2 separate regions of the Homo sapiens genome follow, and region 2 is linked to region 1. The links are chromatin loops, found by intact Hi-C in ENCODE. Cell type or tissue: PC-9. All regions are shown on one strand. Links, peaks and the distances in the headings refer to the core of each region. The heading gives the core; the rest is flanking DNA. Region 1 overlaps CORO2A (coronin 2A). Region 2 overlaps TBC1D2 (TBC1 domain family member 2).

The links. Peaks named below come from ENCODE experiments on the same cell type or tissue, not always from the same donor. Only the 100,000 strongest peaks of a DNase experiment are listed, where the experiment ranks them.
Region 2: a loop joins it to region 1, with 9 times the contacts of the local background. A loop is called at or near these places in 2 of 110 quality-filtered maps.

The regions. Positions count from the first base shown.
Region 1 is chr9:98,140,670-98,153,165 of GRCh38, forward strand. All of the region lies in intron 2 of CORO2A (coronin 2A), which reads right to left. Among named protein-coding and RNA genes, the nearest start is that of TRIM14, 28 kb to the left of the region's middle. RefSeq lists an enhancer at 1,456-1,505. In PC-9, for the core only: no CTCF peak of the experiment used is centred there; DNase peaks (open chromatin) are centred at 1,942, 5,782 and 8,032; H3K27ac peaks cover 5,567 bases.
Region 2 is chr9:98,218,192-98,230,687 of GRCh38, forward strand. It overlaps TBC1D2 (TBC1 domain family member 2), which reads right to left. Exons shown (of 13, transcript NM_001267571.2): 5 at 10,761-10,957; 6 at 2,642-3,037. MIR6854 (microRNA 6854) reads right to left here and starts at 11,026; the gene lies at 10,958-11,026. RefSeq lists a silencer at 576-870 and an enhancer at 4,479-5,678. In PC-9, for the core only: no CTCF peak of the experiment used is centred there; DNase peaks (open chromatin) are centred at 4,900, 5,280 and 8,530; H3K4me3 peaks cover 186 bases; H3K27ac peaks cover 8,000 bases.

The DNA of each region.
Region 1 (12,496 bases), core at 1,837-9,836:
CCTGGGCTCAAACAATCTTCCCAACTTGCCCTCCTAAAGTTAGGGATTACAGGCATGGGCCACCGTGCCTGGCCTATGCATGCATTTTAGTAGCTCTGCAAACAGAGGAGGTGGTCCTGTGCCTCCCTCTGGAAATACTCTGGCTAATCCAGGTCTCTCCCCTCAGGAAAAAGTGATCAGACACCTCCGCCTAGACTGGATCCCCTACTGGAGGGGACAACGCTATAAAGGACATTATTTAACAAATCTAAACAAGAACGGTAGATTACAGTATTATCACAACATTAAACTTATATAAGTTGATAATGTACTGCAGTAATGTAAGAGAATATTTGTATTTTTAGGAAACAGTATTTAGGGATGAAGGGCTAAGATGGATGTAACTTACCCTCAAAGAGTTCTGAAAACAAAAAATTATACACACACCTACACATTCAGAGGGAGAAAGAGAACCAAAAAAAAAGGAAAGAATGTGGACTTGTGTCCTTTGTTAGTGATGTGCATGGAGGGAGGTGAAAATTTTCTCTCTTTCAAGTGGTCTCTGCCTCTTCTACAGCAGGACAGGGGAGAGAGGTGCATGCTTCCTGCCCTGTCCTGGCAGGGCGGTACCTGGAGCTAGGGTCTTAGAAGGACACTGCACCCACAGGCCCTGGCCCAGGTCTCCATGGGACCACTGACCCTTTTTTTTTTTTTTTTTTTGGACATGGAGTCTCGTCTTGTTGCTCAGGCTGGGGTGCAGCGGTGCGATCCCGGATCACTGCAACCTCCACCTCCCAGGTTCAAGCAATTCTCCCTGCCTCGGCCTCCTGAGTAGCTGGGATTACAGGTGCGTGCCACCACACCCAGCTAGTTTTTGTATTTTTTAGTAGGGACGGGGTTTTGCCATGTTGGCCAGGCTGGTCTTGAACTCCTGACCTCAGGTGATCTGCCCGCCTTGGCCTTCCAAAGTGCTGGGATTATAGGCTTGAGCCACTGCGCCCAGCTGCCAATGACCTCTTGCTTAGCCTCCAGGACATCCTGTACACTGTCCTCAAGGTGAGTTTTCGAAAATTAAAACCTGAGCATGTTGTGCACCTGCTCACATTTTGCAAGCCTCTTTTTCCTCATCTGTAAAATGTGAATGAATAATCATTTCTTCCTTGCAGGATTGTTGAGAGTTAAATGAGATACTATGCATGAAGAGCCCAACAGTCAGGTGTTACTGTAAGTGCTCAGTAACAGAAGCTACTATTATATGTATATGTATGTATATTTGTATGTCAAAACTGAGAAAAAAAAACTAAAAGGAATGAGCCAAAATGTTAATCATGGTTATATCTAGATGGTGGAATAAATGGCTGGCTTTAATATCTTTGTCTTATTTTTAGCTATGTAAGTTTTGCAATTAAAAAAGGTGTTTAAAAACAAAAATACAGATTTTCTGAAAAAATGGGTCCATCCAGGATTAGCCAAAAACTTCTGTTATAAAACTGTAGCTCTTGAAGGGCTCTAGAGACCAGGAATGGAGCCCACAGCTGCACTGTCTTATCCTGCACCTGTGGCAGGCATTGCGAATGGATCCCAGCACCCTCTCTCGGACCTCAGACTTGGGGAAATCCAGCATGGAGTAGGGACTTGCCCAGGGTCACTGCAAAGGTGAGGGGCAGAGCTGGGCTTGAGCCCAGGCCTCTGGTTCCCCAAGTGTGAGCCTGGTGCTGTACTTCCTGTGCTCTGAGGGAGCACCAGTGAGTGCTCTGTGAGTCCCTGCCCTGGCCTCCTTCCTGCACACAGCCTTTCCTTTCTCTGGGATCATTTCCTGGGTCAAAGGCCATGAGCAGTACTGTGTCTTTGGCTGTGGGGCACTGATTGCTCTCCGGGCCTTTAGACTCTGGCCCAGGGCCATGCCCCAATTTCCGCAGTGCGGTTTCCCAAGAAAAGCCAGATGAGCCAATAGTCAGGCTGCCCTCGGGCTGACGGGAGGCAAAGTGCCCAGGAGCCCCATTCAGACACACACCTCCCACCTCCCACAGACTCAGGGAAGGCGCCTTAGGGTTGGGCGTGGCTCAGAAGGGCCTAGCCCTAGACAGCTTCTCTTCCTTCTCAGCCTTCTCTTCCTTCTCAGCTGATGAGGGAAGGCTGCCCACTCACACCCCAGCCCACCCCAGCCCTCCCCTCCGCCCCACCTCCCCTGCCCTGCCCTGCCCTGCGCTGCCCTGCGCTGCCCTGCGCTGCCCTGCCCTGGGCTGGCAGATTGCTCTGCTTCTAAAAGGTTTTACGCTGAGGACCACAGGCAGGAGCGGACATTAGCCAGCCTGGTGGGCTATTGACTGAGCTGCTAAAAGCCTGTCAGGGACATTTATCATCAGGAGGCCATTTCCACCTTCTGCCCATTAGGCCAGCACTCAGCCAGAAACAGGCTTCTGATGGATGTGGTGTACAAGCTCTAAATCAGGGGAGACACGCCTGCTCCCCTCGCAGACCCCACAGAACCCTGGCTTGGGCCGCCCTGCCTGGAGAGGCATCACCTCCAAGTCTCCAAGGGGCTGCCCTGGGGCAGAGGGGGAAGACAGGACAGAAGGACCCAGGAGGAGTCAGGCGGGTGGGGGACCAGACTGGGGACTCTCTACGGCTGACCTCCATTGCCAGAAAGGGAGAGGTTGTGAGGCCACTGTCACGACCCTCAGCAGTCAAGGGAGCAGCTGTTCCTACAACAGCATCATAGTCATGGCCTCAAATGAGCATCCCAACAGCTCAGGGTGGAGACTGGGAGGCAGGGGTGGCAGGACGGGCAGAGGGAGGACACACAGTGTAGCAGAGGTGAAGTGGGCAGGCAGACTCTGGCTTCCAGGGGTGGAATCCCTGCCACATCCCTTACCATGGTGCAGCCTTGGGCAAGTGACCTCAGTTCTCTATGCCTCAGTTTCCTTATCTACGAAATGACAACAGTAGTAGCACCTCATTCACAGTAAAGCACTGAAGACGGTGCCCAGTACTTGCTAAGTACTCAGTACATTAGCCAGGAGAAGCTCATCACAGCTCATTACCATTACCCAGTTTTATTGTTGCTCAGTATGTTTCAGGGGCCAGGGGATATACTCACTGGGCAGGGGACAAACTGTTCTGCATGGGGACTCCCATCCTTTCCTACATAGCAGTGGCTCCAGGCATGCCCTCCATGAATGAACTAGTGGCTTGATTGTTTTCCTACTGGTGAATGCAGGCAGCTGGATCAGACATGTTCCCATGTCTATAAGAAATAGGTTTTTAAATGCTTCTTGGCTGGGCACAGTGGCTCATGTCTGTAATTCCAGCACTTTGGAAGTCCAAGGCAGATTACTTAAGGCCAGGAGTTCAAGAGCAGCCTGGGCAACAGGCCCCATCTCTACAAAAATTAGTCCGGTGTAGGGATGCACACCTGTGGTCCCAGCTACTCGGGAGGCTGAGGCAGGAGGATCACTTGAGCCTGGGAGGTCCAGCCTACAGTGAGCCATGATCGTGCCACTACACTCCAGCCTGGGCAACAGAGTGAGATCCTGTTTCGAAGAAAAAAAAAAAAAAAGCTTTTCTTTAGAAACCATAATCTAGGGAGTCATATATGTGCCAGGCCCAGTGCCAGCTGCGTTGCTCATAATATTTGATTTACCTCCCAACCACCCCAGGACATAGTACAAGAATTCCCCATTTACAAGTGCAGAGGCTGGGGCTCAGAGAGGTTGACAATCATGTACTAAGGACAGCAGAGCCAGGATTGGGAATGTTTCCTCTTATGGCCTGGTCTGCTCTTGCTGTCCTCACACCATGGTTATCATCATCATCATACAGGCCTTTCACTGAGGACATACTATGTGCCAGACTGCATGCAGGTGATGGCAGAGATGCGGTACTCACAATCCTGGGCTATAGGAGCCATCTACCTTATGGAGGAGGCAGGAAGGAATATACTTTGAGCTCAGAGGAGAGGCACACAAGAGACCTGGGGGATGAACCAGAGAAGGCTCCCTGGAGGAGGAGGACTTTAAATTGGGCCTTAAAGAGAGGGAGACTTTGACCAGGTCAGGTGGAGGGGAGGAATCTCAAGTCAGAAAGGCAGGGCCACAGGTAGGTTTTAAGTGGGAGGAGGCTGAAGCAGCCAGCGGGCACGGTAGGCTGGAGGACAGGGCAAGAGAGGAGGCTGAGCAAGAGGGGTGAGGCTGAGGGCATGGAGTCTACTCACCCTGCCCAGGGTGCAAGGCTGGACCCAATAGAGAGGTGGACAAATGGATAGGTGAGCCATGTCCTGACTGGAGAGGGTGAGATGTGGGACCAGGGACCGCCCAGAGGAGGCTGGGATTGAGCAGAGGGAGAGATGAGAGGAGCATTTCTTGACCCTAGGAATGGCAGCACTTCTAAAATGCACAGCACATTCCCATGATTTAGGGCAGAGCATCCTTCATCACCCCTCTCCTTATGAGCACCCAGATGAGCCTTTGGAGGGTTTACTGTAGAATCCAACATCCAGGGATGAAAGCGGTGAACCACAGCTGGTGTCCCCACTTGGTCACCTGTGGGGACAGGGAGCTCACTTCCTCCTGAGGTAATTCATCCTACTTTCAGACCTTGTGAATTTGGAGAAAATGTTTCCTACTTCGAGCCCAGTGTGGCCTCCAGGTGGCCCCTGCTTCCCCTCACTTCCCACTTCTGGTCCTGGCGTTGTCCTTTGGGGACCTATAGACACATCTGGGCCCTCTGTGGCAGGCCAACTCCTTGGATATTTGAAGACAGAGGACCCATTCCTTGAGTATGTTCTTGTCCAGGATGAACAAACCCCTAGAACTGGAAGAGACTTCCAAAATGCCAGACTAGCCCATACCCTGCCTTTCTAGAAGGGCAATTTGTATGGAGGGAACAGATATGTGCTATGGAAGGCTCTGAGGTTCCAAACAGTTGGCTAGGACAGGGCATAGAGGGCTTTGATGAGAGAGGCAGAACATTATCTGCAGGCAGCAAGGAGTCCTGGGAGGCATCTGAGCAGCGGAGTGATGTGGACACACATCGGCTTGAGAAGGGTCAGGTTGGCCTTGGTTTTTTGTTTGTTTGTTTTTTGAGACAGAGTATTGCTCTGTCGCCCAGGCTGGAGTGCAATGGTGCGATCTTGGTTTACTGCAACCTCTGTCTCCCGGGTTCAAGTGATTCTCCTGCCTCAGCCTCCCAAGTAGCTGGGACTACAGGCATGTGCCACCACGCCCAGCTGATTTTTTATTTTTGGTAGAGACAGGGTTTTGGTATGTTGGCCAGGCTAGTCTCGAATGCCTGACCTCAAGTGATCTCCTGCCTTGGCCTCCCAAAGTGCCAGGATTACAGGTGTGAGCCACCATGCTGGCTAAGGCTGGCCTTTAAGATCATGGCAGTGAAATGCTCCTCTCCACTCTCCCAGGCACCTGAAAGCCACGGTGTCCATTAGGCCCTCAGGCCCATGTCCCCTCTGGCCTGTCTACTCCCAGCAGGGTTCCAGGGCTGACCCCCAGGGGCTCTGCCTGCCCTTGCTTTCATTCCTCCCCACCCTCCACACCTCACAGCAAAGTCCACCTTCTTCACCCCCTCCCTGGAGTGACTCTGTGGCAGGCTGGGCCCCAGGCTCAGGAGCACAGTCCTGGCCTCTCCCCAGCCTTCCCCTGCTGCCTTTGTTCCCTGAGTACAGTCCCTGGTTGCCAAGGCTGCAGGTTGCGAAACTCACCTCCAGCCTCCCTCTAACCAGCTCACCCTGGGTCACAACAGGCAAGAGGGAGGGACCCTGCCTGCAGTGTCACTCCCTTTGGGACATCTGAAACTGCCTGGGGCAGCCCGGCCCCTCTGAGAAGGACTTCCTGCACGCTGTGGCAAGGCCAGACATCTCCCAATCTCAATGCAATTTATGTACTTAATTAAATCATTAGCTAGCTTGTCCCTTCCTTGTTCTCACATCACTCACCTACTGATACATCTCTGTGCCTGGCACAGAACGTAATCCTGGTAACAAGTAGGAGCTGATGCAAATCAGTGCCAAACCTCAGGGGCCTCATGTCAGTGAAGTGAGAGCAAGGCCCGAGGCCACACCCAGGTCTGGGCTCCCATTCGGGTCCTGGACACACTGCACAGGGTCCTCTGGGAAGTCATCTTCCTGAGCCTCAGCGACCTCATCTGTGCAATGGGGCAAGATCCCCTATAAATGGGGCTAATGTTCATAAGGTATCAGCATAATCACTCCAACCCTGGTTACAACATAATAAAGAGCCTCTAAGGCCTGTCTGTGCAGGTAAGTGCTATGGCATGGTGCCTGCACAGTAGTAATGGATGTGGTTACTTAATAAGAAACATATTGGCCAGGTGTGGTGGCTCATGCCTGTTATCCCAGCACTTTGGGGGGCTGAGGCAGGAGGATCCCTTGAGCCCAAGAGTTTGAGACCAGCCTGGGCAACATAGTGAGACCCCATCTCTACTTACAATAAGAAAAAATTAAAAAGAAACATCAATCAAATGCAAGATGTGGACCCCATCTGGACTTTGAGGCAAACAAACCACAAGCAAAGTGGCATGTATGAGGCAACCAGGGACCATTAACATGAATTAGGAATCAGGTGACACAAGAGTTATTATTAATGTGATCCTGGCATTATGGTTATGTCAGAAAATGTCCCTGGTTTTAGAATTGCATACTGACATGTGGTAGGGGGCGGGGGGCAGAGGTTGAAATGACAAAATGTCTAGGATTTGCTTTAAAATACTTCAGGTAAAAGGGATGAGTGAAGCAAGAGGGCAAACTTGATAATTCTAGAATCTGGGCTGAGGAAAGTTCATCATATTATTTTTATCTACTTTTGTGCTTGAGATTTTTCCATAATTATGAACCTGAGCTAGATTAGAGCCTTGCTATTGAAAATGCAATTGGCAAACAAGTAGATCGGTATCACCTGGGAGGAGGGAAGTCAGATTTAGCAAGTAAAACACAGGATGCCCAGTAAAATTCAAATTGCAGATAAACAACAAATATTTTAGCATAAGGAGGTTCCATGCAATATTTTACTTACACTAAAAATTTGTAAAAATAAATTGACAGTTTCTTATAAGGCTAAACATGCAACTACCTTATGACTCAGCAACCGCACTCCTGGCCCTTTATGCCAGAGAAATGGAGACTTACTTATATTCACCCAAAAATATGTACACAAATGTTTGTAACAGCTTAATCTGTAATAGCCCCAAACTCGAAACAACCCACTGGCTTTCAGTGAGTGAATGGTTATATAAACTGTAGTGCATCCATACCATAGAATACTATTCAGCAGTAAGAAAGGACACAGAGGCAGGAGTGGTGGCTCATGCCTGTAATCCTGGCACTTTGGGAGGCTGAGGCAAGAGGATCACTTGAGCTCAGGAGTTTGAGACCAGCCTGGGCAACATCATGAGACCTCGCCTCTATTAAAAAAAAAAAAGAAAAAAAAAAAAAGAGGCCAGGCAAGGTGGTTCATGTCTGTAATCCCAGCTCTTTGGGAGGCTGAGGCAGGCAGATTAACTGAGGTCAGGAGTTTGAGACCAGCCTGGCCAACATAGCAAAACCCCATCTCTACTGAAAATATAAAAACTAGCCAGGTGTGGTGGCATGTGCCTGTAGTCCCAGTTACTTGGGAGGCTGAGGCAGGAGAGTTGCTTGAACCCAGGAGGCGGAGGCTTCAGTGAGCCAATATCATGCCATTGCACTCCAGCCTGGGCGACAGAGCGAGACTCCATCTCAAAAAAAAAAAAAAAATAAGATAAATAAATAAATAAAAATTTAAAAAAAGAAAGAAGGAACACATAATTGAGGCCAGGTGCAGTGGCTCATACCTGTAATTCCAGAAGTTTGGGGTGGGTGGATCACTTAAGCCCAGGGGTTCAAGACCAACCTGAGCAACATAGCAAAACCTCACCTCTACATAAAAAATATACAAAAATTAGCTGGGTGTGATGGCATGCACCTGTAGTCCCAGCTATTCAGGAGGCTGCCGTAAGAGGATTGCTTGAGCCCAGGAAGTGGAGGCTTCAGGGCTGCAGTGAGATATGATCATGCCACTGCATTCCAGCCTGGGTGAAAGAGCCAGAGCTTGTCTCAAACAAAACAAAACAAAACAAACAAACAAAAAAAACAAAACACACACACACAAAACACAAAAAAAAATGATCAATACTCAATATATGCAACAACCCAGCTGAACTGCGAGAGAAATACAGTGAGTAAAAAAAGCCAAGCTGAAAAGGTTACATATTGTATGATTCCATTTATGTAACATTCCTAAAACGGGAAAAGTATAGAAATGGAGAGCAGGTTAATTGTCATCTGGGGTTAAGGAGGGAATGGGGGTGGAGGGGAACAGATCTTTGTGATGATGGAATGTTCTGTATCTTGACTGTAGTGATGCCAGTATCACAACAGTATGCTGTACTGCGTACTGTAGTCTTATAAGATGTTACCACTGGAAGAAACAGGGTAAAGGATACACAGAATTGCACTGTACTATTTCTTATAACTGCTTGTGAATCTACTATGATGTCAAAATAAAACTTTTAATTAAAAAGAAAAAAGCAAAAATAACGATTTGTTGTTTATCTGAAAGTCAAATTAAACTGGGCATCCTGTATTTTATCAGGCATCTCTGGGAGCTTGTTGGAGATGCAGATTCCCTGGCCCCACTTCAGACCCACTACATCAGAATCTGTGTTGTAACACTAAAGTATGAGAAGCTCTGATTAGTGGCTCCTGGGTGTGTTAGTCCATTTTGCATTGCTATATAGGAATATGTGAGGCTGAGTATTTACAAAGAAAAGACGTTTGTTTGGCTCACAGTTCTGCAGGAGGCAAAAGAAGCCTGGCACCAGCATCTGCTTCTGGTAAGGACTGCAGGGGAGCTTCCAATCATGCAGACAGTGAAGGGGGGATCAGGTGTGCCGCAGGCCACGGGGAGGTGTCCCAGACTGTTTTCAACAATCAGATCTCAGGTGAACTCATTATCACAGGGAGGGCATCAAGCCATTCATGAGCTGCCCCCATGACCCAAACACCTCCCATGAGGCCCCACCTCCAACACTGGGGATCACATTTCCACATGAAAATTGGAGGGGACAAGCATCCAAACTGTATCACAGCTCCTGTTGGATCTGGATTCCTAGGAGTCTGTGATGATAGCAATTAACATGTATCTTTGAGCTATTTATTATATTTCAAAAAGCCCAAAGAGAATCACACATTTTATCTAGGATCAGGCTGTGTAGGACAAGTGAGTTTCTTTTTCTCTTTCTTTTTTTTTTTTGAGAGAGTCTCGCACTGTTGCCTGGGCTGGATGGAGTGCAGTGGCGCGATCTTGACTCACTGCAACCTCCACCTCCTGGGTTCAAGCAGTTCTCCTGCCTCAGCCTCCCGAATAGTTGGGGTTACAGGTGGCTGCCACCACGCCCAACTAATTTTTCATATTTTTAGTAGAGACAGGGTTTCACCATGTTGGCCAGGCTGGTCTCAAACTCCTGACCTCGTGATCTGCCTGCCTCGGCTTCCCAAAGTGCTGAGATTGCAGGTGTTAGCCACAGCGCCTGGCTGACAAGTGAGTTTCAACCCTCCAGTGGCTTCCCACTGGACTCAGGATAGAGCCCAGACTCCTGCCTGGGCTTACGACGCCTTCACAGTCCAGGCCCTACTCCCCAATCTGACCTCACCTCCTCCCACCACTCTGTGGTCACAGCACATGTGTCCACGTGCTGACAATGCACAGACACACCAAACCCATTCCCACTCAGGGGAATGTTTGCATGTTCTATTTGTTCTGCCAGCATACTCTCCCTTTAGAGCCTCAAGTGGCTCTCGGCTCAAAGATCACCTTCCCAGGAATGCCTTCCCAGACCATCCTGCCTAAACTAGGTCCCCTCTCCCAACCCACGTCACACTCTATCACATCACACCAATTTATTTTCTTTATATCAGTTGTTAGTACCCATTTACACCGAGCAGTTCATGCAAGTTAGAAACAGTGACAGTTCTGAGAGTTTGAGTAATAAAAGGAAAACCAACTAATTATTGAATTAATTAAGAATGCAGTTTGTTTGGTGGACGTAATCTTTTACAAGCATGCAAAGCTTGGAAGAAACAAGTAGCAAAATCGGCCATCTATAGGGGGTCCTTCCCATTTTGACCTTTTTATGTCTTTCTACAAATTCCATTTTGCACTTGTCCCTCCCTAGCTCGAAACATTCTCTCTCTCTTTAGGATACAGGTCACATGCCTCACCCCAGCATTCAAGGCTCTGCTCAGCTAGCCCCAGTCCACTTCCTTAGGGTACTTCCCTTCTTCTCCTTCACAGATTATTTGTTCTGGCCAGACAGCTGCTCTCTGCATTGCTTCCTGAACATTCTATATACAGTTGCACCTCCATGCCTTTGCTTGTGCCCTTCCCTTTGCCATTTATACCCTCCCTATTTATTTGGATGAACAACCATGAGATAATTTGTGGAGTTAATGAAAATTTATGAGCAACAATTATGCACCCAACTACATTAGGAGGTACTAGCAGAAAAGCACAAAGGACTCTAATTCAAAGTAGTCAGGGCATGGTTCTAAGGAAAAAATAGGCTTGGAATATGTCCTAAAAAAAGAGAATGCTGTGGGAATTTGAGGGAGGAAGTAAAAGTGTCTATCCATGAATATAGTAAATATTTCCATCTATTGAGGTCATCTTTATTAGTCTTTTAACAATGTTCTATCATTTTCCTTCTAAGCGTTGCTTGTTTATTCCTAGGTATCCAATCTTCTTTTATTCTATTGCAAATGTTTAATTATATCATCTAAATATTCCCAGTATGTACAAATGCAATTCATTTTTGTGTTCTGATTCTTGTATCCACTACCTTCCAAATACTCTTATTTTTCTAATAATTTGACTACATGTTCTTTTGGGTTCTATGTAGACAATTATATATGTAAATAATAGCAGTTTTATTTCTTCCTTTTCCATCCTAACACTTTCAACTTTTCTTTCGCTATTTTTCTTTTTTTGAGACGGAATTTTGCTCTGTCACCCAGGCTGGAGTGCAATGGCGCCATCTCGGCTCACTGCAACCTCCGCCTCCTGGGTCCAAGCAATTCTCCTGCCTCTGGGGTTACAGGCATGCACCACCATGCCCGGCTAATTTTTTTTTTTTTTTTTTTTGAGACGGAGTTTCGCTCTGTCGCCCAGGCTGGAGTACAGTGGCGCGATCTCGACTCACTGCAAGCTCTGCCTCCCGGGTTCACGCCATTCTCCTGCCTCAGCCTCCCATGTAGCTGGGACCACAGGCGCACGCCACCATGCCCGGCTAATTTTTGTATTTTTAGTAGAGATGGGGTTTCACCATGTTGGCCAGGCTGCTCTCAAACTCCTGACCTCAGATGATCCACCTGCCTTGGCCTCCCAAAGTGCTGAGATTACAGGCATGAGCCACTGCACCCGGCCTCTTTTGCTGTTTTTTTTTTTTGTTTTTTCTTTAAGGGACATTTTTATTGCTCAATGTTTAGTAGTTAGAGGACTATTCAGGCTTTCTGTTTCTACTTGAATTGGTATTGACAAGTTACATTTTTCTAGTCTTACTGTGCAGGCCATGACCTTTTATCTTATTCCTGATTTTATTTTATTTTATTTATTTTGAGACAGGGTGTCGCTTTGTCACCTAGGCTGGAGTGCAGTGGCACGTTCATGGCTCATAGCAGCCTTGAACTCCTGGGCTCAAGGCAGCCTCCTGCCTCAGCCTTCTGAGTAGCTGGGACTACAGGCATGCTCCACTATGCCTGGTTAATTTTTGCATTTTTTGTAGAGATGGGGTTTCTCTATGTTGCTGGTCTCGAACTCCTGGGCTCAAGAGATCCACCCATCTTGGCCTCTCAAAGTGCTGGGCCCATAGGTGTGAGCCACCCTGCCTGGCCTGTAGATGCTTCTAACATTTCCCCTTTATGAATGATATTTGCACTATTTAACAAATAAGTCAAGTTAATAGCATGAATAATGTGACAAACTGACATCATGTGTCCCATGATGTAATGACCTAAAAATGATATACCACCACTCATGCAATATTCTTGCCAAAAATACATAAATGATTCTAATAATGAGGAAACAATTTGGTAAGTCCAAATTTAGAAACATTCTACTGAACAACTGACCTTTACTCCTGAAAAATGTTAATATCATGAAGTGATGAAGACTAAGAGATGACAACTAATGTGTGGTCCTGAATTGGATTCTAGATCAGAAAAAAAAGCTATTATAAAGGTCATCATTGGGACAACTGATGTAATTTGAATTTGGGTTGTATATTATAATTAGCATTGAATCAATGTTAAATTTCTAGGATGTGGTTATATAAGAGAATATTCTCGTTCTTAGAAGATACAGACCGAAGTACAGTATTTGGGGGTAAAGGGTCATCTCTATAACTTTTTCTCTTTTTTTGTTATTTTGAGACGGAGTTTTGCTCTGTCACCCAGGCTGGAGTGCAGTGGCACGAT
Region 2 (12,496 bases), core at 1,610-9,609, 77 kb after region 1:
CTCTGAGGATCATATGCAAGTGTATTCTTGGTTAATGTGAATCACATACCCAGAGTCTCCATGTAGCTGAGCTCACTGATAAAGAAAATTCATGGCCAGGTGCGGTGGCTCACACCTGTAATCCCAGCACTTTGGGAGGCCGAGGCAGGCAGATCACGCGGTCAGGAGATCAAGACCATCCTGGCTAACATGGTGAAACCCCGTCTCTACTAAAAATACAAAAAAATTAGCCGGGCATGGTGGCGGGCACCTGTAGTCCCAGCTACTCAGGAGGCTGAGGCAGGAGAATGGCGTGAACCTGGGAGGCGGAGCTTGCAGTGAGCCGAGACCGCGCCACTGCACTCCAGGCTGGGTGACAGAGCAAGACTCCGTCTCAAAAAATAAAAATAAAAAAAAATAAAATTCCTGAATATGTAAATTCAGGGGCACACTCAGTCTCCTAGTGAGTCCATGATTACAATCAACTCTCAGGCTGTCTGGAGCCACCTGGCTGATCTAGTGTTCTTTTTTTTCCTTTGAGATGGTGTTTCACTCCTTCACCCAGGTTGGAGTGCAGTGGCACAATCTCAGCTCACTGCAACCTCCACCTCGTGGGCTCAAGCGATCCTCCCACCTCGGCCTCCAGAGTAGACGGGAACACAGGCGTGCGCCACCACAAATCTTTCTGACCCCTGTGCTGCTCTACCGGGGCTTGCACAGTGGATTCCGGCAGTATGGGTGGAGAGAAGAGGAAGCCGCCTGGCTGGGGGCAGGCAGGGTAGAAAAGCAATCAGATGGAAGCAGTTTTCCCTGCTGTGTGGAGGGCTGAGAGCTTTCTAATCATCTGGCTGCATTTGCATTGGAAAGGTTATGTTTTTCTTTTAACCCAAAAGAATCTCTGATTTCAGACTAAATAAGGGAAAAGATTCGGGAACTGGTTATGTGGGTTTTCAGTCTTTGCTGAAAGAAAGGGAAGGGAATCAGGTTTCACGTCCTTTTCCTTTATCCTTCTAACAGCCCTAGTCAAGAGGACTAGTTGGGCTATTTGACACAGAGGTGAGCTAACATGCCTAAAGTCACACAGCCAGAAAGAGGCAGAGCCAAGAGTCAAAGAGGTCAGTCTGACTTCAAAGCTTGGGTGGTGGCCACTGTTCAACACTGCCCACTGAGAGCTTTTCTCTCAAAAGCTTCCTGATTTCTTTTTTTTTCTTTCTCCATCTGCCCTCACCGAGTAGTTCTTTGATAGAGTAGCATGAGAGTTCTCAAGGTTATAAGTCTATATGTACAGTCTCGTGTGGCTTAATTATGAGGATACACTCTGAGAAATGCGTCATTAGGTGATTTCACTGTTGTGCAAACATTGTAGACTGGACGCAGACAAACCTAGGTGATTTAGCCTACTACGCACCCAGCTAGATGGTGTAGCCTATTGCTCCGAGGCTGCAGACCTGTGCACCTGTTACGGTACTGAATACCATAGGTGGCTGTCACATAATGGCATTTGTGTATCTAAACACATGTAAACATAGAAAAGGTAGCATGTTGTGCTATGATGTTATGACGGCTATGATGTCACTATGTGACAGGGATTTTTCTGCTTCATTGTAATCTTATGGGACCATCACATATGCAGCCTGTTATATGGCATCTGACTGTACATATGTGGTTGTGAGTGGCAGGGTTTGGGGCAGGACGAACTCTGGTTGTATGGCTCCCTTTACGGACAGTGGAGGCTATGAGTGCACTCCACAGCCACAGGCCTCCCAGTGGGACAGTTCCTGTCACAACCCTTTAGAGAGGAGGCTGCGGGTCACGGCAGGCAACACACTTCACATAAAGTTCCTACCTCCTGTGACATCACTGGTCCCTGTGGGGTGGGGAAGCCTAGGGAAAGATAGGGACAGAGAAGGGGAAGGAAGGGGAGGAAAGGAGGAGCAGGGATGGTGGCAGCAGCTAGAAGCGGCAGCTGAGCAGACAGACCAGACCGCAGACATGAGCTCCAGCCCAGCTCCAGCTCCTCCACTTCTTCAGCACATGACCCTGGGCAGGCTCCTTAACCTTTCTCAGCCTCAGCATTCCACATCTGTAAAGGGGGAGCACACCAGCGGCTGCCTCACCTCACAGGGCTGGCGCGAGGACTAAATGTGGCGATGCACCCACCGAGGGCAGTGCCTGGCACACAGGAAACACCCTATAAATTCTACAGATGGGAGCAGTGACTATTGGCAGCTGCAGGTCATCCGTACAGTGTGCAGGCGCAGGACTGTGGGGGGAGGGTCGTGCTGGCCCCTTAGGGCTCTCGGGTGCACTGGGATGGCACTAAGGGAGGTTGACCAGGCCAGGCCCCACACTTAGCTAGTCAGGCTTTCATCTCTCATTTGATAATCTAGAGGCACCTTCACTTTTCAGTAGCCCAGGATACCAGGGCTACTGGTTAATGGGTCAATCAAGGCCCAGGCAAACTGCACTGGGCCTTGTGGTAAAGAAAGTGAAGAAGCGTAGAGCAATATTCCCATCAACATGTGTTTCTAATGTGAATATTCTAGGATGAAGGGGTATCCCCACTCCACCTAGCAAACCCTTAGGGGTGGAGAGCGCACCTTCCCTGAGGGCTGGGACAGAGGACCGGCAGGACTGGCAGGCCCTGAGGGGAGGCCCCTACCTTCAGGTGCTCTATCTTCCCCTGCTGGCTCAGGAAGTCCCTGTTGGCAGCGTCGGGGCGCAAAGGAGACTGGTCAGGGGGGTGCGTGAAGTCCTGGGTGACCTTCTCAGAGAGCTTGCAGATGACCTGCTGCTTGGCGTGGTTCTTGTCCATAAGCAGCTGCACGTGCTGCTGTAGCTCCTGCACCTGCTGCTCCCGCAGGCTCGCTGTGTGCGCCAGGCTCTCCCGCTCCTGCTCCAGGGCCTCCACCCGCCGGCCCAGCTCCGCGATCTGCCGCACTTTGTGCCGCACCAGCTCCAGCCGGTCCTTGTCCTCAGCCGCCGCCAGGTATGCGCTGGACGCCCGCTTCTCCTGCTGGGCGGCCTCCAGTGCCTTGTGCAGGATCTTCACTAGCTCCTGGGCAGGGAGAGGGAAGAATCTTGTGAGCTCAGGGAGGGCCTGCTGGGCGCCACAGTGGGGTATATGTTATCAGTAGTTCTCCTAACAACCGTGAGAGGTGCCCAGCAGCATCCCTGCGGCATCTCATCCTGACACTCACTTTCTCCTTCTCTGTTCAAGTGACTGTTAGCTGGGCACATGGTTCCCCAGCTTAAAACTGCATCTCCCAGCCAAGCCATGGTGAGGTGTAGCCAAGTAACTATTCTGCCTAAATGGGAAATGAAAAGTGAGATGGGCAGCTTCTGGGTCCTACCTTTAAAACCACTAGATACACGCTCCTCTGGTCCAGTTCTCTTTGCTTCTGGCTGGGAAGTGGCAGGAACTAGAGTGGCCGCCTCAGACCCACAGCAGAAGGTACATGTTGAGAAAGGGCTGCCCCCCAGCTCAGAGTTGCTCACCTACCTCTGGGTTCTTTAATGTGAATGAGAAACCTCTCACTCGTTTTGGGCCACAGTGCTTTGAAACTTTTTTTTTTTGAGATAGCGTCTCCCTCTGTTACCCAGCCTGGAGTGCAGTGGCACAGACATGGCTCACTGTAGCCTCAATCTCCTGGGCTCAGCTGATCCTCCCACCTTAGCCTCTCAAGTAGCTGGGACCACAGGAACATGCCAACACACCAGGCTAATATTTGTATTTTTTTGTAGAGAAGGGGTTTTGCCATGTTGCCGGGCTGGTCTCAAACTCCTGGACTCAAATGATCTGCCCACCTTGGCCTTCCAAAGTGCTGGGATTACAGGTATGAGTCACCACACCCAGTGGAGATGTTTTTGTCACAGCAGCTGAACCCATACCCTGACATATACACATCCATTTCAGGGATGAACAAACTGAGGCCCAGCAGAGAGTAGAATGGAATTCAATCTCAATTGGCTAGATTCCAAAGCCTGTGCTCAGTAACTAAGAAAACCAGGGGTGGCAGCTATGTGGCATTACTCTTCCCTCTCATCCCTGTGGCAGACATCACTAATTAATCTCCCATACTTCTTCCTGCACAGCCTACCCTAGTTGAGGCCTCAGAATCATTCTCAATATAGCAGCCAGTCACTACCAATCAAGTTGAGTCAGGGTTAAAGAGGAAATACACTGGCAATCCCCATGTAAAGCCACACACAGAGGACCTCATTCAAGCCATTTGTGCCTAGTTACCTTCAGCCCACCAGCCGATGCCTGCAAAGCTGGTGGAAGGAACTCTAGAAAGTTCAGAAACAATAGAGCTTGATTTATTCCTCAGCAGGGGCAACTAATTCACACAGGAACTCAAGGTCTGCTCAGCTCCCTGTGCCTTTAAGCCTGTAATTTCCCCAGGGAGGGCCACGCCTGGACTCAGGCCTATCTGTCCCAAAGCAGGGATGTGAATTTGTTCTGGGCCAGGATCAGGACATCAGCAGCCAGGTCCACGTGGAACTAATACCAGGTAGGTATGACTTTCAGGCAACACTGCCCTGCTCTGTGCTTCTCATTTGGAAAAACATGGTTTCCTAGAGACATGTCAACTATACCACACCAAAGTATTAAAATGAGTGGATTGGCTGGATAGCCTTATTTGCTAAGAACAATTCTATATTGGAGGAAAACTGCCAAAAACCATGACTTTTTTGGAGAAGCTAATGACAAGACCACATTAGCCTGCATCTTCTGAAACCTTAGGACTAGTGACCATCCTTTCTCTGGTTCTCTCTTTTCCTTCCACATGCCCATCCATCCATCCAACCTTTACCAAGCACCACTCGGTGCCAGGCCAGGCCCTGAGCCAGGTGCCGTGGCCCAGAGAGGGAGTGGTGAGAGTTCCCACCTCCAAGGACTGCAAAGGCTGGTGGGAATGAACATGACCCACCACAGTGGAATGATCTACTGCAAGTCAGGGGAACAAGGGTGTTTGTGGGAAAGGCAATGACTTCTGTCTGGGGTGGAGGTTGTGGGGAATACCAGTCCAGAGCATTTAAAAGAAACTGTGAAGAATGAGAAGGGCCAGAGATGGTCGAGCAGCAGGTGGGAGATGAGGGTGGGGATGGCCCTCCAGATGTGGCCAAGCTACAGCCCCAGTAAAGACCTGGAGGAAGGAAAGAGCTACCATGGAGCTGTGGGAGCCCTGGGGTGTGGCAGGAAGTTGGGGTGAGGACAGCACAGTGATTGCAAACCAAAAGGGAATGTTTGGAACGTCCAGAATGAAGAAGTCAGCTTCTCAGGGCTCAGTGGAGAGAGATTAACATTCCTGTGGTTCCAGGAAAACTGGGGGCCTAGGCCATTTTCTGCTTCAGCTGAGATTTGGAGGTTACCTTGGATGACTGCCCAGGGAAATAACCAACAGACATCATTGTTCAGACTTGCCCTAGGAGCAGGACCAGTGGGTGTCTTTCCCTCAATTTGGGGAGTTAGTTGACTCTGAAGCTTATTTCATTACATCTAGCTGTCTCCTTCCCGCATTTGGCTCCCAGAATCTAAGACTGAGACACCAGCCCAGGAGGCTCTCCTCCCACCCCCAGAATTCTTGTACCAGAATAAAATAGGCTTAAAAGAACGGAACCAGGGCAGAGGGAGGGAGCCTCAGTAGGACTTGTAAGATGAGGAGTGAGAATGTCATGAATTCAAGAAACCTAAAGTCTGGATTATAAGCAATGTCTTAGGACCAATTCTTAAAAATAGGTTGGGCCGGGCGTGGTGGCTCACGCCTGTAATCCCAGCACTTTGGGAGGCCAAGGCGGTCGGATCACGAGGTCAGGAGATCGAGACCATCCTGGCTAACATGGTGAAACCCCGTCTCTACTAAAAATACAAAAAAATTAGCCAGGCGTGGTGGCGGGTGCCTGTAGTCCCAGCTACTCAGGAGGCTGAGGCAGAATGGTGTGAACCCGGGAGGCGGAGCTGGCAGTGAGCTGAGATCGCACCACTGCACTCTAGCCTGGGCGACAGAGCGAGACTCCATCTCAAAAAAAAAAAAAAGAAAAGAAAAGAAAAGAAAAATAGAGGGGTTGATGAAATTAAGCTTTTTGAAGTGTTTTTTTTTCTTTTCTTTTTTTTTTTTTTTTTTTTGAGACAGGGTCTCACTCTGTTGCCCAGGCTGGAGTGCAGTGGCGCAATCACGGCCCACCGCAGCCTCAACCTCCTGGGCTCAAGAGATTCTCTTGCCTCAGTCTCCCTTGTAGCTGGGACTACAGGCATGCACCACATTGCCCAGCTAATTATTTTATTTTCTGTAGAGACAGGGTCTCCCTATGTTGTTCGGGGTGGTCTTGAACTCTTGGGCTCAAGAGATCCTCCCACCTTGGCCTCCCAAAGTGTTGGGGTTATAGGTGTGAGCCACCATGCCCGGCCCAAGTGGTACTTTTAATATTTCTCAATCGAGTTGTTTGGTTCATCTCAGATTTTGATACGTGGTCATAAGTTGTCACTTTATTTAAATTTTTAAAAGCCAATAAATCATCTTTAAAAAATAATCCTTTATCTTTTTAGAGCATTGCTACTTTCATCAGTGGTGGGCCCTACAGGGGTCAGATGAAGGGGCATGGGCTTTGGAGTTGCACAGGCCTCGGTTCCCATTCTGGATCCGTGGGGGGTGTATCTAACGAGGTGACTCTAAGGAGGGTAGCTCAGGTGGCCTCTTCATTGAACCTCAGCTTTCTCATGAATGGGGCTAAAGCTTCCTCTTCTGCTCAGAACTGCCTCTAGCATGAAAGAGAAAGTGCCAAGTGTCCCTCCCCAAGCTGACATGGCCAAGGTACCTCCCAGCCCTCTTTCATGTCCTCTGAAGTTTTTGGCTGGAGTTCTAGGAAAGTAAGAGGCTATACGTTGCCCCACTGAGTTTCCTAAAAAATTACGTTCCTTTACCCAGTAATCCTGATTGAACTAAGGTGGCCCCAGAGGGCCGCAGGCAGGGTCCCAGAGGGGTTCATCATTCCCAGCCGCCAACAGATGGCCAACATCACCACAGACAACAGCCTTCCATCTGCCAGAGCAGACGGCCTTCAGGCTGGGTGGAGTTCTGTCAACTCCAAGGGTCAGTCCCCGGCCAATCAGCCATCTGGTGCTATCTCCTAGAGCCCAAACCTCTTGTGGGGCCAGTGCTGCAGGTATGGGGACAGATAATGGCTTAATGGGTATTGAAGTCAACCTGTGGTTTAATATGACACCAGGGGGTACACAGGGAGTGCATTCATTTTTTCTCAAGAGCAGTTTTGGTGCTTGTGTCTCATAGTGGGCCTCACCATGAGACTATGGAAGAGAGGAGGCAGCCCAGCCTCTAGACTTGGAGAAGGAGGTTAGGGCCCCAATCCTGGCTTTTCCAGCTGCCTGCGCATGGGCAAGTCACCCAACTCCTCTGAGCTCCTCAAATGCTGGCTTAGCCCCTGGGAGACCCTGAGCATGCAGACACTCTGAGAACCTCAGTTTCCCTTTCAGAGTAAGGGGATGAAAACTATTGTAAGGACAGAGATAACACATGGGAAGGCTCAGCACAGTCCTGGGGCCGCGCTTCATACCAGCAGTTCCCATGCTCACATCTTCTCTTCCCCACTAGATGGTGAGGTGCCCAAGGGCAGGGATTTGTCTGCAATGTGCTCTCAAGAGCATCTCGCAGTGTTTGAGATAGAAATTCCTAAAGAGTCACGAAAGCCACTGGCAATGGCCAGATCAGCTAGGATAAGACCCCAAATTCCCATGTCCTCCTGAAGTTTGAGGTAGACAGGAGGTGCCTTCCCACTAAAGAAACACAGGAAGGTACCTCGCAGGGGTAGCTCCTGGGATTCCAGGTGCCCATCTTCCCAGCTGATGAATGGGACTCTAATGAGGGTCTCAGATGGACAGCGGCTCTCCTAGCGGCATTCTGAGTGCCTGGGGGCACCACTGGGCACCCAGAAGTTGTGCTGGCTTTTTCTGTCTCACCTCTTTGGTTTCAGTATCTGGGCTACAGGTGAAACCCTAGAGTTACGGGGCTGCCATTCCTCCCTTCCTAATGTGGAATGAAGACCTAAGCTCCCTGATCACTGCTATGGCCCCACGGCACATTTCCTGAAGGCACTGATGGGCTCTCACTTCCCGCCTCGTCTCTGAGCCCCTCAGCAGGGCACCTCACTGCTTGTAGGGCAGGAAGAGATTGACATGGAGGGTAAGGAGGGCTGCAGTAATCGCCAGAACAACCAGAGCCTGCATCTGTTGGGCAGCTGCTGGGTGCCAGGTACTGGGCTTTATGAATCTGGGCACAGGTCTCTCCAGTAAACACGGCTGCAACTCCATTTACAGAAGAGGAAACTGAGGCTTAGATAGGTTAAGAAACTTGCTTAGGGCCAGAATTTGAGCCTGTGCTGTCTTATTTAAAGGCTGGTTCTTTGAATCACCCTGAAGACTGAAGTTCATTTGTGGAATGGGTTGGAGAGTAAACAAATCCACTCCTATTGCACAATAATTGGATAAACTAAATAAATCACAACTCATTCTCCTTTTGACCCTCTGTCCCAGGACACAAAGTCGAGGTTTGGTGGAAGGTTACCTGGTAGAAAAAAAATCCAGATTCTTCAATGCATCAACAACTTCCTCCTGACAATTTCCCTCTGAATATATGGGAGTTGTCAATAGCCTGGTCAACCCTTATTAATCTCCAAGAATCTTGCCTTTATTTATTGAAGAATGATGAGTCCTCCAGAGATGCAGAGCAATCAGGGGCAAACTTTCATGAAATCTAGGTTTCCTGGGGCCTTTCTACTTCATCTGACAATTTGTAATGTCTTAGAAAGAAAGGCTGTGTCAAGAGAGGCTGCCCGTATATTCAGGATTTCTTTTTCTTTCCAGGTTTGGGTTTCGGATTTAAGCTCTACTAGTCCAGGGATCAAGTAGCTGCTATGGCTCTGTTTCATGCCCTCTCAGCTCTCAGGAGCGTCCAGCAGCCTCAGAACTGGAGCACCATGATGACAGGAGGAAAAGACAGCTGGGCTGCTAAGCAGCAGCAGAGGGGACCTCACGTGTTATAACTACACATTTGGGTGTTGCTTTGTTTAATGTCTGTCTCTGCCATGAAATGCAAGCTGTAAGGGCAGAGCCTGTGTCTTTTGCTCATTGTTCTTTCCCAGCACCTGGAACACTGCATGCACATAACAGGCCCTTAATAAAAATTTGGTGAATAAACACATGAGTTAAGAACGTATGAATAAATGAGCCCCCTCCTTTGAGAACTCTAATGTCTAATCACCAGTTGCTTCACTAAATGTAACTCCTGGCCAGGCACGGTGGCTCACGCCTGTAATCCCAGCACTTTGGGAGGCTGAGGTGGGCAGATCACTTGAGGTCAGGAGTTCGAAACCAGCCTTGCCAACATGGTGAAACCTAGTCTCTAATAAAAATACTAAAAACAAAAACCAAAAAACAAAAAAAAATTAGCTGGGCATGGTGGCAGGTGCTTGTAATCCCAGCTACTTGGGAGGCTGAGGCAGGAGAATCGCTTGAACCCGGGAGGCAGAGGTTGCAGTGAGCCAAGACTGCACCACTGCACTCCAGCCTGGGTGACAGAATGAGACTCTGTCTCAAAAAAAAAAAAAAAAAAGTAACTTCTGACATGCCAGGAATGAAGCCTCTGCCGGTTCCCCTGAGATCTGCTGACAGTGGTCACTGCTTAGGGGCAGAAAAGGCAGACGAGGGGCCAAACTAGGTATAGGGAGAGCATTTTTTCTAGATTTCTTCCCACCAAAATAGGGCAGAAAAGAAAAGAAGAAATGTACAAGTTATAAGAAATATTCAGAAGGTAATAGGGCATAAGCCCCACCTCCCCAGCCTAAGTCCTCTGGAGTCAGGGCTGGAAAACAAAGCAGAAAGGGCCTCCGGGCAGCCAAAGTTCAAACACAAAAGCTTAGGCCTTCCTCTAGAGGAAAAGGAGTCTGGGCCCTCACTGGAGCCCGCCACTGCCACCACAGGTCCTACCAGGCCCCACCGTTGGGATTTATGTAACAACTGCCTAACTTAGTCGCTTTTATCACTCTAAAGAGGGGCTCCCGCCCGGAGCTGCAGCCCTCTCACATCTTTGCCCTGGGACCCTCACTACTTCATAAGGTAGCCCCTGGCTTTTAATACCATTTACTCTCTGGGATGTAGGATTTTGGAGTAGTTTTAATGTCTGTGTGTATGAGATCTGTTTTCTACAATTATTATATAGCTCTTGTAACTCTCGTAATTAACTTCTTACCATATTAAGCCCAAATATTCCTTTCACTGTTTCTGTGTTGGTCCTGGCTTAGCCCTGGGCCACACACATGCTGCTTGTTTGCTTTCTCCTGTGACAGTCTTGTGACGGTCATTCAGATATCTGTGCCCAGATATCGGCTGCCAGGTCAAAGTTCCCCCCAGTTCTATCGACAGCCCCTCCCATGACCCTGCATCCAGATCACCTGCCTCTAAATAATGTCATTTTCTGGGTAGGGGGTGAGACCATGCATGGCCCTCCAGGAGGGGTCCAAGAGACAGTTATTAGAGTAGATCTCCAGAGATACCTGCCCTTGGTGCCCTTTTGTGACTTACTTTGAGTGACATCAGGTTCTTGAGTAATCAACAGCATATTTCAACATTCTGCAGTTTGGCCTTTAAAGACCAGAGAGTAGCTGGTGCCCAGCACGGCTAATGCGTCCCATCTAGCTTATCCGAAAGGCTCCAGGAACTGGAGGGGTCCACTGGAACCTGGGGCCTCCCTGGGACCAGACCTCACCTTCTGAGACTTTAACTCCTTGGTGAGCATCAGAACCTGTTGCTCCAAGGCTGCCACTTTCTCCTGGGCAGTTCGGTTCCGTGTGATTCCTTCAGAAAAGAATGGGAAGGTGTTGTTCTGGCGCTTGGCTTTCTGAGCGAAACTGATGGTCAGAGAAGGCTTGGGTGCAGGCTTTGGAGAATCCTCTGGCTCTCTCCCTGCTCAAGAGGAGAAACGCAGAAGTTATGACTGATGACATCAGCAGTTCTCAAACCTGAGCTTGCTTTAGAAGCACCTGGAGGGCTTGTTAAAATGCGGATGGTTGGGCCCTAATTTCGGAGCTCTGGATTTAATAGGTCTGGGGCAGGGCTTGAGAATATGCACTTCTAAAAAGTTCCTAGGTGATGCTGACACAGCTTGTCCAGGGGTTAGACTGTGAGAACCACTGGCCTACATAAACGTTATTGCACTGTGCTGGCCCATCTGCTAAACTGTGCCTGTCTCCTTCCTTCAGATCCCACCCAGCCTGCATTGGTCTATCTCATGCCACCCTGCTGGTGTTTGCCAAGTGGCTTTCTCCTCAGGCACAAGCCCTGGCAGGATGTTCTGTTCCTTATTTCAGGATCCCACCTCTATGTACTAGGAGATTTTCAAAGCACACAGATCTGTCTGATGATAGGAACACAAAATGAATGTCTGTACTCTGCATTCTTGCTCCAGAGAGCAGCTCAAGCATTTAACTTGATTCTTCTTATTCCAAGCTAAGTTAAGAGATATATTTCCCCCACAGTTGATTGTCTCAAGGATGCATAGTCCTTTTATCTCCTGGGTTACAACCTATGGTTCACAGGCCAAATCCAGCCCACAGCCTGCTTTTACAAATAAAGCTTTATTAGAACACGGCCATGCCCATTTGTTTATGTGCTGTCTATTGCTGCTTTTACTCCTCAAAGGCAGAACTGAGTGCTTAAAACAGAAACCCTATGGCCCACAAAGCCTCGAATCGTTACTATCTTGCTCTTTACAAAAAATGTTTGCCACCCACTGTTTTTAAGTCATCAAAATTTTATTCTTAAATCAAACCAAACATCAGAGAATCATTCCCTTGTGTTGCCTTGTCCTGCCCTGACCCAGCTGTGCTTCTGGTCTCTGCCATCAGCCTGCATCAAGGGACATTTAAGGGCCTGACTATGTAGCCAAGGGCCCTTGAGAAGCTTGTTCACATGGGATATATACATCATGCCTATTATGAGTCCCCAGCAGAAGAAATTCCCTTCAGCCCTAGGAACTTCCAAGAAAAGCTTTGCTTCTTATAAGAAAATATGTTTTTAGTCTTATGGACACTGGAAATAATCTAGCTGCTTGCATTTCCCTCTTTGCCTTGGCTGCTGAGCTTACAGCCACATTTACTGCCTACTCTCAGATATTTTGTAGGATCGTAAATTGATCTTATCTAAATCTCCTAACCAAATTACTCATTTGCAGGAGTATGCATTTTAGTAAACTATTACCTATTTCTTGGGACTAAAGTGTTAAAGGTGTTGAAAATAAGAATGTGGTATGGCATCCCAGGATAGGGGACACGCAGGGCTTTGGGGATAGGCCAAATGACTTAGCATGAGACCAGGCCAAGGGCTGGCCAAACAGTCTTGAACAAATAAAGAGTTACTCCAGTAGGTGACAGGAACCAGACACTGAGTGCAAAAACAGTACCTTGCTCGGCCGGGCGTGGTGGCTCACGCCTGTAATCCTAGGAC